Regions from separate parts of the Mus musculus genome. Here region 2 is linked to region 1. Evidence: chromatin contacts called from ENCODE Hi-C or POLR2A ChIA-PET data. All regions are on one chromosome and are shown on one strand. The core of a region is the stretch at or near the end of the contact, and the rest is flanking DNA. Distances in the headings are between cores, read along the strand shown.

The links. Hi-C counts contacts between places; a loop is a spot of excess contacts on that map. ChIA-PET counts read pairs that join two places held with the same protein, here RNA polymerase II (POLR2A).
Region 2: a map of heart shows a loop between it and region 1 (1.8-fold over the local background). The contact joins the enhancer-like site here to the promoter of Pgrmc2 in region 1. A Hi-C loop is called at or near these places in 1 of 37 maps with a recorded cell type or tissue (heart). POLR2A ChIA-PET finds 5 or more read pairs at or near these places in 1 of 5 experiments (Patski).

The regions. Positions count from the first base shown.
Region 1 is chr3:41,077,061-41,084,673 of GRCm38, reverse strand. It overlaps Pgrmc2 (progesterone receptor membrane component 2), which reads left to right and starts at 1,628. Exons shown (of 3, transcript NM_027558.1): 1 at 1,628-2,079. The coding sequence starts at 1,680.
Region 2 is chr3:41,404,523-41,412,259 of GRCm38, reverse strand. No RefSeq gene overlaps it. Among named protein-coding and RNA genes, the nearest start is that of Gm25487, 33 kb to the left of the region's middle. Within about 2 kb of position 3,644, at least 1 of the 3 ENCODE cell types and tissues checked has a DNase peak (open chromatin) inside an H3K27ac peak, as active enhancers do; it is heart, where a contact is called at or near this core.

The DNA of each region.
Region 1 (7,613 bases), core at 379-2,878:
AACTGTGACTTCTAACCCTTCTGGTGACTACTGAGGTTGGCCTGTGCCAATCTGGCTTTACTCCCGTTCTTGCAGTGTAAAGATTATATGGTCACTTACTAATTCTCAATTAAAGACAACAGCTCTGACTCAAAAAAAAAAAAATTCTCAGACTGGGATTGGCAAAATATAGCTTACAGGCTGTTTCTATACCTACTCAGGGGCTGAACCGACTTTAACGTTAAGTGATTTAAAAGTCATAATGATGGGCAAGGGAATGTGCTTGCTGGTATGCAAGTTCATGGCCATCTTCATCTACATATCAAGTGCAAAGCCAATCTGGAACACACTGAACCGTCTCAAAAACAAAAAGACGGTATTTCATGACAAATTCAAATTTCGGTGTCTCTAAGTACATTTTTAATAGAAACACTATCATGCTCATTCTCTATTATTTATGTAACAGTTGGGACAGAGAGACCTTATGGCCCACAGCACCTAAATATATAATCCATTACAGAAAAAAATTTCAGCACCTTCCCCCCCCCCCCCCCCAAAAAAAAGCCACGATGAGTCTTATGTACAATGGCTGGTTTCCCATCCTTTCGAGTGTTAAAACCTCTCTAGGGAAGTTATGATCACCAGTACCGTTAGTGGGTAGGGCTCTCCTGTCCATTGACACTAAAGACAGTTACCTAAAAACTAATAGCAGCCAGAAAAGCCCATCCCTACTTTTCTATACTGTTCACGCCAAAGCCTGAGTCAGCTCCTTTCTGAGTCAGCTCCTTTATGCCGGGTAGCTCACCCCTAGGCTGCCACCATTCGTCTATACCTGTCCCCCACCCCCGGTTGTTCAAAGTTATAAGGAACTGGCCATTCCCTGGATGCATCTTCCTTCCTCACAAGCAGAGTGACAGAAGCCTGTCAAACTAGCTGAGGGCGCGAGATGGGTGGAATTCACACTGGAAAGCACTCTCGCAGGCCCCGAGCAAGGCTATGGAGCTAGAGCCACAGGCTGCTTTATCCGCGCACGCCCACCGCCGGGGAGCAAAGCGCAGAAGAGCTTGCGTCCGACTCCTGTTAGGAGCACTGCCCAAAAGCAGCGTGGGCCGGGACCCGAGTGTCCGGCGCTGCTAGGGCTAGTGCCCGAAGCCCAGCTTCACACGCGGCCCCGCAGCTCACGCTCTATTGCGGCCTCCGCCGTGCGTCGTCACAGACGCGAACCAGCCGTCTCAGAGAGAAGCCGCTTCTGGGCGCACGCGCGCGCAGCAGGGAGGGGTTGCTAAAAAGAGCCCAGCGCGTGGCGTCCCAGGGCCCGCGCACGCGCCCTGACGGCGCTCCGCCCATACGCGCGAGTACGCACGCGCACAGCCGGCTCGGCCCACCCCCCCCCCGCCCCACGCACACTCTATTTTTCTTCAGCCCCGCCCTTCCCTTACACTCCCCAGGCTGAAAGCGTTGGGGCTGTGAGAGCAGGGAAGTGTGGGGCGAGGTGGGCGGGGCGTTGCCCGCGCGCGCTGCCAGCCAGAGCCCGAGCTGCGAGAGCGAAGCCAGACAACGTTACCCAGCCAACAGCCAATAAGCAGCCGGCGCTGCCACGCCCCAGCCCCTCACGTGATTGGCTGAGCGCCGCCTGGTGGGCAGGGCCGCGGGCTTGGGGAGGGCAGGGGGCGGGAGGAGGAAGGCGCTGGCGGGCAGTGATGGCGGCGGGTGATGGGGACGTAAAGCTAAGCACCCTGGGGAGCGGCGGGGAGAGTGGCGGCGACGGGAGCCCGGGTGGCGCCGGAGCGACGGCGGCGAGGAGCAGTTGGGTGGCGGCGCTGCTGGCGACGGGCGGGGAGATGCTGCTGAACGTGGCGCTGGTGGCGCTGGTGCTGCTGGGGGCCTACCGGCTGTGGGTGCGCTGGGGGCGGCGTGGTCTGTGCTCGGGACCCGGGGCGGGCGAGGAGAGCCCGGCCGCCACGCTGCCGCGCATGAAGAAGCGGGACTTCAGCCTGGAGCAGCTGCGCCAGTACGACGGGGCGCGCACGCCGCGCATCCTGCTCGCGGTCAATGGGAAAGTCTTCGACGTGACCAAAGGCAGCAAGTTCTACGGCCCCGGTGAGGAGTGAGGGGTGTCGGGGTGGGGATCCGGGACACCCTATCCCCGCCGCGGCCCCGCTCCTGGACCGCAGCCCCGCGCACGCCCCCAGCTGCGGGCGTCGTGGGGGGCTCAGTGGCGCCCCACAGACCTGCGCTCGGCGTTCCTTGCCTTTCCCAATCCGTATCTCCTCGCAGCTTTTCCTGGGGCTGAAATTCTCAAAATTGTTAAGAGTTGTCTCTAGTCACGTTGGCGTTCAACCTTTCCTCGGAGCGTTTTGATTTCTGGGCTTTGTCGGGGCAAGAGGGCTAAAGTGGCGATCCAAAGTTTTTGGCCCAGTGTTAAGACAGCTTTCTTCTTATTCTGGGTTGTCTGTTTGACACTTGCCTACTTTTTCCCTTCTCCGGACTTGTCTGCCGAGAGTCAGGGCTAGGGACACGTAGTTTCAAGTCCCAAGCCCTGGAGCTCGGTTTCACAACCACCCCGGACTCGTTTTCATTCTTTTTCTAAAAAGTCGGTTTGGGCTCCAAGATGCTTTCCAAGATTAACAACTGTATGTAAAATGAGGACGGACCAGAACGTAAACCTTAATAAGTAAGACTGGCAAAGATATTGGCCCTGAGTGTAGGGGGTGGAGCTCATCTGCCCAGGAGGCAGGCGTGTCTCTTGTCTCCGACTCTCTCAGTCTCTCCCTCCTTCCCTCCTCTCCTTCTTTCTCTGCTAATAGTAAAATAAGTATTCAAATACCCGTTGAAAATAAATTATTGTATTTTCCCTTAGCAGAATGAGACGCCTTGGGGGGGTGAGGGGGGGCACGAACCTAGAAGCGTCGAACTTCTCGCCCCCTGCCCTGCATGTGCTGAAGGTTTTACAACTTTACTTTCAGAAAATTACGTGGAAGGTAGTTGCCGTTAGAGGCCCTTTTGCAGTGTAGTGGTAATCTATATTGCAGATTGTGCAAATAAACTTCAGACCCCGGGTATCTGTTGGTAGCCCATAAAATTGAACAACATTGTGCGGCCTGGTTATGCAGTGCTTAATATTAAACTTTAAAGACAGAAGGGGAGGGGGAGGAGAAGAGAGAGCGTGAGTTGTAAGAATGAAGCTAGAGACCAAAGTGACCCCTTATTGGAAGGTATGCATCCAACTTTTAAGCTAGGTTTCCTTTTAATTTCCTTATTGCCCCTGATTGATTTATTGACACTGAAGACGCTTCTAATTTCTATGCTCAGTTGGATGCTATTTTAGGAGTGTTTTGGTTTGTTGATTGGATTAGAGCTAAGAAACACAAATAAGCATTTGATGTTGGATCTGTTAATCTCTTTGTGTGTGTGTGTGTGTGTGTGTGTGTGTGTGTGTGTGTGTATTTCCTTCTGGATATATAAACACAAAAATCATGTCTCCTTACTTACATCAGCTCCCATGGTTAGTACTTTTTTATTTTTTTAATTTAAGAGCATGTGGAACAAGAGAATAGGACCCAAGTACCTTGTTTACATGGACCAAGTCAAATAAACTTTTAAAAGTGAAGAATTTGCACAGATTTTGTACCAAGTTACACACTTCCCTCATTGGATTGAAGTGTGTTCAGTGGTTAAAGATTGTCTAGAGTATTTGTAAAAAGACCCATTATCAGTCCTTATACATCCGGAAAGAGTCAGTTTGGCAGTCTCCATGGCAACCGCAGCAGAGGTTGAAAACTAAGAGGTGTGCTGTAGAGTGGGTCCCTGGGCTTGAGCACTGATAATAGTGAAGAACCATCCTGGAGGCCTTGGAGTGAGGCAAGCAGGCCTCTGTAAGGTCTCTGCCTTTTGGGGCTGCATAGTGAGACCCGTCTGAAAACAAGAAGAACAGAGAACCACCTCCTTGTTCTTTTATTACTGGTATCAGTAAACAATCTAATAGGACTATCTGGAAGGTTTTATTATTCGGACAAACTTAAATGGAGCCAGAACATCTCGTGATCTTACTTTGTTTTTCAGGGATAGGAAGTATTGAGGTACTTTCCAGGGGACTTGATGCCATATGTTTTGCTAGGATATAAATGTAAATTTTAAATTTGCCTGTAACTTTCATTTTATCCTCAAATAAATGCAGTAATTTTGTGGTGTTACAATTCAGCCTACAGCTCTCCTTACCTGAGAATCTTAGTAATTTGAAAAACTCAGCCAAGAGCTAGCAGGCTTACTGTTTTCTCCAACCACTGTGTATTCCATTCTGCAATGATAGGTTTTAGGATTAAGGTTTGTTCTGTGAGGGTTTTTTTTTTTTTTCTCCATAATACTGGACACATTCTCTTACAGCTGTGTATCTTTAAAGTTCCAGTTCTTAAAATTAAAATGGCAATATTTTAAATGTAGTTCATTGCCGACTGCTTGCCAGAACGCATTGACTTTGTTGTTAGTATAGTATTTTATACTCTAATAGTCAGGTACTTGGCCAGCTTGGAAAGATAGTGTGATCATGTAGGAAACTGCAGTTCCTAAGCATCTAATGATCTAATGAATGGGTTGGATCATGCATTTGTCATTTCTGCAAAGTATTTGCCTTACACATGAGTCTGAGGTTTAAGTAAGCTGGCTTGGATCACATAAATAAATCTGGGAAATCCAGATATGTTTGACCACAAAGTTTATATACTTTGTGGTAGAGAGCTTCAGGGCTGAACTTACAGAGAATCCTGTTACTGGTCTTGTCTTTTTACCCCTTTCTGATTTCTTCCCATACAGAGTTTGAACTTCAAACAAGTTTTCGTTTTCATGGCTTTTACGACGTCTTAGTTACCCAATATGGTAGCCGAAGCCACAAATGGCTAACTAAAATTAATATAGTTTAAGATGAGTTCTTCACTAACAGTCCAGATACTCAGCCGCATGGCTGCCACACTAAACCTTGGCTTCATGGTGGGCTGTACTCTAGCTTCTCCTGGAGTTCCTGAGGCCTGTGAATGTCTCCTGAGCATGTTTCATTTATTGTTTAAAATGGCACTACAGGATATTTGTATTCTCATTTTACATTTGTAAAAACTGAAACTTGGAGATTTTGTCCCAAAGTACCTACCTGCTAAGTAGCCACACTACAACTCAAAGCCAAGTTCACCATGTTTCACAGGTCATACCTTCTCATTGTCACGTTACCCATCCAGCCCATTCTCACATTCAGAACAGGTTTTGACTGTTTTTTTTTTTAATTTATTTTTTATTAGGTATTTTCCTCGTTTACATTTTCAATGCTATCCCAAAAGTCCCCCATACCCACCCACCCCCAATCCCCTACCCACCCACTGCCCCTTTTTGGCCCTGGTGTTCCCCTGTACTGGGGCATATAGGTTTTGACTGTTTTAATGGTGTAATCGTAGATCATTATATGACTACAGTAGCACTTTGTGAGTCTTATTTTTTGGAATGCCAAAAAAAGCATATACTTGGGCTATTTGATATTTTTTCCCTTATTCCTCCTGTTTGTCAATATGTGCCAAAGCCAACGACAACTTACCTCTTAATTTCCACTGAAAAGGGGAAGGTCACACAAGCAGCCCCTTTGGGCTGCCTAATAGGAAGCCGAGGAAAGGAGCTTGGGAACCCAAACCCTTCCTCCTTTTAATCTTGTCTTTAATATGTTTCTTTTTCTTTAACATTTTAATTTATAAACCTGCAGTTTAAGCAAGAGTTGCAACATAAAGGCTAAGCTAAGCCTGACCTGCTGCTGCATGGATAGCTCAGAGTTGTCACAATCCAGCTGCCATTACAATTTCTTGCTTTGGAGCCAACTAGGTTTGTTGTTGAACTAGTTACCGCATGCATCTTATTAGCTACCAGTAGGTAAAGGGACCTGCTTTCTGAAGGAGCTAAGCATAGTAGCTCACCCCTGCTATACCAGATCTCTTGAGGCAGGGGCAGGAGAATGGCCATTATTTAGAATAACCTAGCTACATAGTTACACTCCAGGCTAGCCATGCTGTCATTTCCTCAGCTTTACTTGACAGAAAGCAAAGTTGAGAAGAGTTGTATATGGTGCAGATCATTTCCGTAGTACCTCCTTAGTTGCATTCAGTATCAGATGCATTGTTTTTATTGTTTTAGGGAACTATATTGTGTTAAATACTAAAATGTTGCGATAACAGAAGGTGGTGATTGGGATTAGAAGTAAGGAACAGCCGGGCGGTGGTGACGCACGCCTTTAATCCCAGCACTTGGGAGGAAGAGGCAGGCAGATTTCTGAATTCAAGGCCAGCCTGGTCTACAGAGTGAGTTCCAGGTCAGCCAGGGCTACACAGAGAAACCCTGTATCGAAGAAAAAAAAAAAAAAAGAAGAAGAAGAAGAAGTAAGGAACAGAACTAGTCACACGTACTGAACTAACAGTTCATGGTTTCCAAGGTCCTTTGGACAGTCTGAAGTAGACATTCCTCCCCATGAGCCCATGGTGGATGTCACTGTAATTCTTGGTGTCTTTCTCACCCTTTTCAAGAGCTTTCATAGGCTTCAGCTCCATCTTTAACTACTGAGAAGGAGCATCTTAGATTTTACTACAAGACTTTAAATAAAGTGTTTTCAGACATAGAATTAATCTTTGGTACACACCAGGCCATATCCACGGACTTGACATCTATCTCTTGAGGAGGACAGACAGTATGCAAACACATCTCAGTATGGAGTTAAGCTCTGTAGTGAAAAGTGTGCTGTGAATGAAATTTAGGGTTGGGACCAAGGGTTATTTGCATCTTTAGAAGTACCTTATTTCTGTTAGATGGTCACAAGTAGGGGTGTGATGCTTTAAACTTAAGGGGCAGCTGCACAGAGCTGGGTGTGGGAGTGTTCTGAAATGGGTCATTGTTCACCTAGGGTACAGCTGGTGTGAAGACATGGAAGCCACCTAGCACTGTGTCTAGACCTGTCATATCTGCCTTATGACATATGTCATATGATCGCTGTTCTGTCAGACCCATCCCTGTCACCTCCATTGATGTTTCAGGTTTGGTTTCTTTGATTACTTCTTGTTAGCTAAGACTTGTTACTCCAGCCCTTGAAACCACCTTGTGTTGTTTTGTTTATTCTGATAAAAACCACATAAGTGGATTTTAAGCTCCTCCTCAGCATTTGATGTTCCCACAGCTCCAGTCTCATTGTGTCTTGTTCCACCATCTTACTTAACATAGCCTCTGGCCATACCTCTGTGACTCTGAGCACAGTTCACCTCAGAAAAAAAGCTCCACACGGGTCCTCACCTCACTCCCCAGTTCTTAGAGTCTTTCCCTTCCCCTTTCTCCTCTCCACTGATCGGTTTCTGTTCTTCCGATGATTTTAAGATATGGTTTAGATATTCATCTGTCCTTTGGAACAGTGGAAGAATTTTAGCCAAATATTATCCCATGCAAATCAGGAAAACCTACCTATTGAAGACACCTTACTGCCAATTGCCCGGCTTTTCTCCTTCTTGGTGCTGAGGATGAACCTGGGCGGCAGACATTGTGGGCAGGGGCTCTGCTTCTCATGTACATCCCTAGCCCTGGAAGTGTCTTCTTTTTGCGAAGTGTATGTGTTTGTGTATACCACA
Region 2 (7,737 bases), core at 2,395-4,894, 330 kb before region 1:
CCTCTAGTGGCTGTGAAGGTGGTTTTGGAGAGGGTTAGCAGAGAAGTCAAGACCTACCCAGCACTTCCCACAGTCTGGGGTTCCATACTGAATAAAAGGGAAAGAAAGAAGGCAAGATGAGCACCAACGTTCATCTTTCAAATTGTATTTGTGGTGTGTGTGTGTGTGTGTGTGTGTGTGTGTGTGTGTGTGTGCACATGTGCATATCTGTGTCCATTCGTGGAAGTTAGAAGACATCTTGCAGGCGTCAGTTGTCTCCTATGATGTGGACCCTGGGACTTGAACTCAGGTTGTTAGGATTGGCATCAAGCCACTTACCTCTCAAGGTCATCTCCAGCTCACCATTCATGCCCTGTATTAAGCTGCTTTGTCCTCCGACCCACTTTGTGCTCTGACCTCGGTGCATTCTCTGCCATGACAAGCTGTGTATCCTTTAACTGCTAGCCCAAACAAACCCTTGGTTTTTTTGTTTGTTTGTTTGTTTTTGTTTTTGTTTTTGTTTTTTTTTTTTTTTTTTTTTTCGAGACAGAGTTTCTCTTTATAGCTCTGGCTGTCCTGGAGCTCACTTTGTAGACCAGGCTGGCCTCGAACTCAGAAATCCTCCTGCCTCTGCCTCCCGAGTGCTGGGATTAAAGGCGTGTGTCACCACGCCCGGCTTTTTTTTTTTCCTTGTTTTCTTAAGGTGCTTTTTCTCAAGTGTTTGGCTAGAGCAATGGTCTAATGTGGGGATTTGGTTAACTCCCAGGTGAAAATCAGTAAAAAATAAGGCTTTGTAACAGCAATTCTTTGCAGAGTGGGTTTAGAAGCCAGTGCTGGAAGCCAATCTTGGAAGGTGTCACCCTCCATTTTGCCGAGTGTCTCTGATTTTTCTCTTGCAGAACTATTCCATGCACCTCCCTAACTTCATAAACACTGGTACATCTTGTGCTGTGCCCATCACTTTAGGAAGCCATTTGGCCGTTCCGACGGCGGAACTGTGCAAGGTGCCTCCCGAGCTCACGCTCTTCACACTTGGTTTGGTTTTGTTCCCTTGTTGGTTTGAATGTTCCGTCTCAGACAAGAGATGAAATTTCCATTGTTCTCCTGGCTCTTTCGGGAAGTAAACCCAAATCTGTCTTATTGAAGAAAAATCATAATTCCTTTTGCATGAAAAATAAAATCCAGTCTGAGGAAATGCCATAATGACCAAGATAATGGTTTATGTTATCTTTCAAATCAGTTCCAAGGAGAAATTAACCCTCATTATGGTCGAGCTGGTGATAAAGGGCTGACTGATTTCTTGCGTTCTGATGAGTGACTCATTCTTCAATGGTCAGGATAACAATAGTGATGACGGTGGTGGTGTGTCAAAGGGCTGGAGAGAGAGCTCGGTAGGTAAAATACTTCTACGCAAGCCTATTGACTTGAATTCAATGCCCAGAATCCACGGTGGGACGAGGTAACCGACTCCTGAAAGCCATCCTCTGACCTCCACCCATGCAGCACGGCACAAGACTCCTGTACTTGCATTTAAATACAATTATTATAAATGAAATATTTAGGATTCAGTGTATGAGATGACGCCTGCATTAGCTACTCTTTTGTGGCTATAACAAAATACCTGGCAAGAAGCAACTTAAAGAAAGAAGGGTTTTATTCTGGCTCACAGTTGAACAGGTTATCCTTCATCTTGGCTGGAGAGGAGGCTGGCAAGTCGAGTCACACTGCTTCAACCCTCAGGAAGCAGAGAGAGGTGACTGGTAGAATGAAGCTTCTCCTTACTCTTCCACCTATAAAATTCATTACCTTCACCTTTAAAATGGTTCGACCCTCCCGTGGTTAAGGAGGGTCTCCCACCTTAGTTAACTTAATCCTAGATAATCCCTCACAGGTGTGAGGAGAGGCTTGACTCCCCTGTCCTCTCCAGATGACACTCAGTGTCAACAATCAAGACCCCTATTTTGAGAGAGATCAACAAGTAAGGCTGCGGGGACCAATGGTGATTACAGTGACTCTATTACCAAGTACCAAATGCTTTGCTTCGGCTCTTCTCCCGGTTCCATAGATAAGGATTGTATGCAGGGTTGGGGTGGGGAAGCAGTAACTTCACATGACTCTTCCAAAGTCACCCCACAGAAGCAAGGGAGAGAGGGGAATCAATATGGACTGCCGCTAGACTGTCAGACCCAATTCACCCAACGTGTATCAATTTAAAGCCATAAAATCTGGGTAGGAGAAGAGTTTGCCAAAATGACAGGCTGGGTTTTTTAAATCTTCTATATCGTATTTCCTGGCCCAGCTCCTCCAAGAACTGTCCCTGTTCTGAGTTTCCGTATCCTAGAAGGAAGTCCACCTGCCAGAAAGACCGAGCCTTCACCGAGGGTGACTCTCCAAGTGCGTTAAAGGTTATTTATGTAAAAGATCATTGCATTGTGTTTTGGCATGCAAAAATTCCTCTCTCCCCAAGATACAGGAACACCCTCCAGTTATAGATCAAAACAGAAGAAGGTGTCGTTTGGGCTCTCAAACACCCGTTCCCAGCGTCTTTGGTTCAGAAAATAATTTTCTGGTTTTATGTTCCTGTGAGTGCCTCCCTCTGTTGGCTTCTCTGAATCTCAGTGATTCTTGCTTCCACACTCACCAAGGACAACCACCTCAGCATGGGGGTGGGGCAAGCCCACCCAGTCTAAGGAGTGAGGGAGGGGAAGAGCAAGCCACCTGTCACAGGGTGAGAAACTCTCCATCATGCAGAACTTTCCCACACGAGGATCACAGAGGCTCCATCTAGATCCAGGGGACCCACTGGTTGTCAGAGCCTCTATTTGACTCCCACACCCTGCAAAAATCCTCTAGGGCAGCAAGCACAGCAGGACCTGCCTTTAACAACCACCGGGTGTCAGTCAGTGGCTCTCAGGAGTGTGGGCCACACTGCTTAACTCCACCACTGACCTCATTGGGGACAGCTTTGTTTGATTTTCACAGAGCAGAACATGTAGATCTCTCCATCATAAACACACACACACACTCTCCAGAGCACAAATAAACAACCATGTACACTGGTAAATGTGTTTGCATTATTTAACCCAACCAGACGAAAACGAAGCGTGTGAACAGCCCTGCATATAAAGTACCGGGGAGTAACTTGCCTGTAATCTGTCTTGTACAACACAGCCTTTGCCACTCAAGCTACGCACGCGATCCAGACCCTGGAAATGTTCTATTTTTAGATGGGCTTTGTACACTATACTATTGACAAAGAGCGCTGTTAAATCCTCTGAATAGCAGCCAAAAAGTTGGGTGAGAACCCAGAAACCTGCCTCCTAGATCAGCATGCTAATCAAGCCAGAGCGATCTCTAAAGATCCTGTCCTTTTGTCTCAGCAGAAGTGGTCAGCAGAAGCGCAAAGGACACGGGGGCAGGGGTGGGGATGGGGGCGAAGGAGGTGATTATCCGCAGTTGTTTTACTCCTAGATAACAGGTCATTCGCCCACAATTCGGCGGATTTAAGCTGCTCTTTGTCAAAGTCACTTTCAGAAAAGATTTGACTATTTATTTACAAGGGAGGGGGTGTGACGGCAGCAGGTGCGTCATGGAAATCTCAGACGTGGTAGATTCAAAGCTGCTGGGGCCAGGTCACATGACTGCCTGCCTGCATCCTGGCACGCATATACTCCACCCCGACAAGCTTATGTCAGCCTAGCCACGTGGCCACACAGGGAGAACGGGAAGAAAATCTTAGGCAAACTGCCCATAAGAGGTGCGTGGGGAATGAGGCAATAGAGAGAAAAGGTTTGCAATACAGGAGGCGAGGGGAAGCGTTCGACACTGACATTTCTGCAACCACTGAGAAATCTGCCCTTTCCTGAGCTCGCAAGGGGCTAGGGGTAACAGACACCACTAGGCTAATTCTGGATAAAGTGGGCAAAATTATTTTTTATTGGTTAAGCACATTTTTCGCCTATTATTTTTGCTTCCACGCAAATTGCTCACTTTAAAAACTTTACTTTTTAAAAAAATAAATTTTATTTATTAGTGTACATGAAAGCGTGAGTGACTGTGTGTGCATGCGTGCATGTGTGCACAGGCACGAGTGGGCTCACATGTGTGAGCATGGCATCTGTGTGGAGATCAGAGGGCAACTTGTAGGGGGTCATTTCTCCTTTCCACGGGAGAGTTCCAGATGCTGACCTCAGATCATCCAACTTTCACCTACTAGCCACATTGCAGGCCTCAAAACGTCTTGCACTCACTTGTCCATGCGTTGTGACTGGTGTAGTGGGCCGGATGGTCTGAGACCTCCCTGGTGGCATCATACAGTTCCCTGCTTCTGCCAGTTCCTTGTAGGCCTTTTATTACTTTCTTTAAAAAAAAAAAAAAAGCAACAAGTTCTCATTTAGATCAGGCTGACCTCAAATTTACCATCTAGCTAAAGATGACATTGAACTTCTAATCTTCCTGCCTCCACCTGTCAAGGCTGGGATTACAGCCCTGAGCCACTAAAAGGGGGCATATATAGTGCTGATAGTAGGGCCCAGGACTAAATGAGTACTAGGCAAACTCTCTATATCTAATACCACAGCTGTTCCTTCAGTATTTATCGTGTTAAAGGGTCCTTGTACCTGTCACTGTCATGAGAGTCTTGTGCTCAGGTGATAAGTAACATGGAGGCTTACCATTAAGTCCCTGTGTATCAGGCTCTGTTTTAGGCTGGTTCTTCTAAAGCTGCATCCTTACCAATGGCCCACTCAGTCAGGTATCTTTCTTGCCTTCTGGGAAAGTACTGAAGCACACAGAAGGGTACTCAACCAAAGACAGTAAGCAATCAGTGATAAACTGCAAACTCACATCTGGGTTTGCTAAGCTTTCTCTATTATACCAGGCAATGTCATCTGCAAATGTGAACCTAGGCTGTATATCGCAGGACAACTGGGTTTGCTTTGATGAAACTGAATTGCATGTTGCTGACAGTTATTTTAACACCCTCAATATGTTTATTTATTAAAAAAAATAGTATTTGACAATGTTTGAAATTTCACTAGCAATACAAAGCTTGCCAGTTGCAACTTTTGTCTAACGTTTTTTGATTCATATTACACACTCTAATCCCACTCCTTTCCCCTCCGTTTGTATCTGCCCTCAGTCCTTGCAACCTCCTCAGAAAAGAAAACAAAAAAATAAAAATAAATTAAAAGAAAGGAAAGAAGAAACAAACAAACTCATTTCACTAATGAAGCTGCAGTGTGTCATGGTATCATACAGTATACAGTTTTGTCCAAATGTCTTTACTTGCAAATGTTCATTGCAATGAGTCTGGTATGATTTGAAGCCTCTGGCTTCTGCTAAACTGTCAATACTGGATCCTCACCGGGGCTCCTCTTGGATATCCTGTTGTTGCCCTCCATATCCATGGAGACCCTGCAGCTTTATCTCTGCAGGACTGGTCCCTTCATGTGCTCCAGTAGCTCATAGATGTGGTAGATGTTCGGGTGGGCCAATTCAAAGCCCTGAATGTGGGCCTGGGTGGTAGCTGAATTGGTCAGTCTGCCAGCTCTCCTGCACCCACACCCAGGGCAAGATCTCCAGCTTTGCCCCGTGCTAGCTCACCCATGTGTTGGGCTGGCTCAACCACTCTAAAGCCCTTGGAGGCAGCTCACTCACCTGCCACAGGCAGTGAGAGGCTGAAGGGAAAGCATTTATCCCCGGCCCATGCCACCACTCACGAGGGGCAGGGCTAGCTCTCCTGAACTCCCGCCCTCAGGGAATGGCTTGCTTGCTACAACTTTTAATTCTTCAATATTTTCTAACTATTCCATTTGTCCTGATCTTCCCTATGGATTCTTATGCTAACTTGGGTCGATAGGAAAAAGCACAGTGGGTGAATCCAGCTTGCTTTAGAGGTGTAGAAAGAGATGAGATAAGAATGGCATTCCTATCCTCCGCTGCTGGTGGGATTGCAAGCTTGTACAGCCACTCTGGAAATCAGTTTGGTGGTTCCTCAGAAAATTAGACATAATACTACCTGAGGAGCCAGCAATGTCACTCCTGGGCATATACCCAGAAGATGCTCCATCATGTAATAAGAACACATGCTCCACTATGTTCATAGCAACCATATTTATAATAGCCAGAAGCTGGAAAGAACCCAGATGTCCCTCAACAGAAGAATGGGATACAGAAAATGTGGTACATTTACACAATGGAGTACTACTCAGATATTAAAAACAATGATTTATGCAATTTGTAGGCAAATGGATGAATCTGAAGTATATCATCCTGAGTGAGGTAACCCAATCACAAAAGAACATACATGATATGCACTCACTGATAAGTGTATATTAGCCCAGAAGCTCAGAATACCCAAGACACAATTCACAAACCACATGAAACTCAAGAAGAAGGAAGACCATAGTGTGGATACTTCTATCCATCTTAGAAGAGGGAAACAAAACACCCATGGAAGGAGTTACAGAGACAAAGTGTGGAGTAGATACTGAAGAAATGACCATCTAGAGACTGCCCTACCTGAGGATCCATCCCATTTACAACCACCAAACCCAGACACTACTGCATATGCCAGAAAGATTTGGCTGACAGGACCCTAATATAGCTCTCTCTTGTGAGGCTCTGCCAGTGCCTCACAAAGACAGCAGTGGATGCTCACAGCCATCTATTGGACGAAGCACAGGGTCCCCAATGAAGGAGCTAGAGAAAGAACCCAAGGATCTGAAGGGGTTTGCAGCCCCATAGAAGGAACAACAATATGAACTAACCAGTACCCCCCAGAGCTCCCTGGGACTAAACCACTAATCAAAGAAAACACAGGGTGGGACTCATGGCTCTAGCTGCATATGTAGCAGAGAATGGCCTAATCGGTCATTAATGGGAGGAGAGTTCCTTGGTCTTGTGAAGATTACATGCCCCAGTATAGGGGAATGCCAGGGCCAGGAAGCAGAGAGTGAGTGGGTTGGTGGGCAGGAGGAAGGGGGAGGGGGAAGGGATATGGGGAGGATGTTTTTCAGAGGGGAAACCAGGAAAGGGGATAACATTTGAAATGTAAATAAAGAAAATATCCAATTAAAAAAAAAAAGGAATGGTGCTCCTAACTTTGAGCAGATAGGCAGCCCTGCTTTGCCTTCCAACAGGAAGTTTCAGGCCTGTGGGCACAGCTTGACTGACAGCAATCATTGGAAAATGTTCTGGTGAGGTCTGGTACCTAGTAGGAAAAAGACAGATGCTCATGAGGAAATGCAAAGCAAACGGGAAGTCCTAGGAGTTTCACACAACTTATGAAATTGCTTCCCAAAGTGTGTGTCTGCTCAGTAGAGTAGCTTGCGACTCCCGTGTATCTATTTGTCCTGTCAGTGTCACCACTGATAAAGCAATGAGAAAATAATATCTGTAGATCCTAGAAAGCTCTTGGCTACAGTGGGGGCAGAAGGTAACTACTGCTTGGATTCTTTTTCACATTAATTCGTGTGTGTGTGTGTGTGTGTGTGTGTGTGTGTGTGTGCGTGTGGTGGCAGCATGTGTGTAGAGGTCAAAGAACAACTTGCAGGACATGGACTTTTCTTACAGTGTTGTTCCCAGGGATCGAACTCAGGACGTCAGGCTTCTTGATGGCCAGTGCCTTTACCTACATGCCATCTGTTTGTCCCATACATGGGTGTTCATCTGATTATTTCAATCTGTTTACATTTCTGTTTATCTGGAAAGGACCGGACCTGTCATGTCCTTCCTATCCTCATATGGCTATTAGCA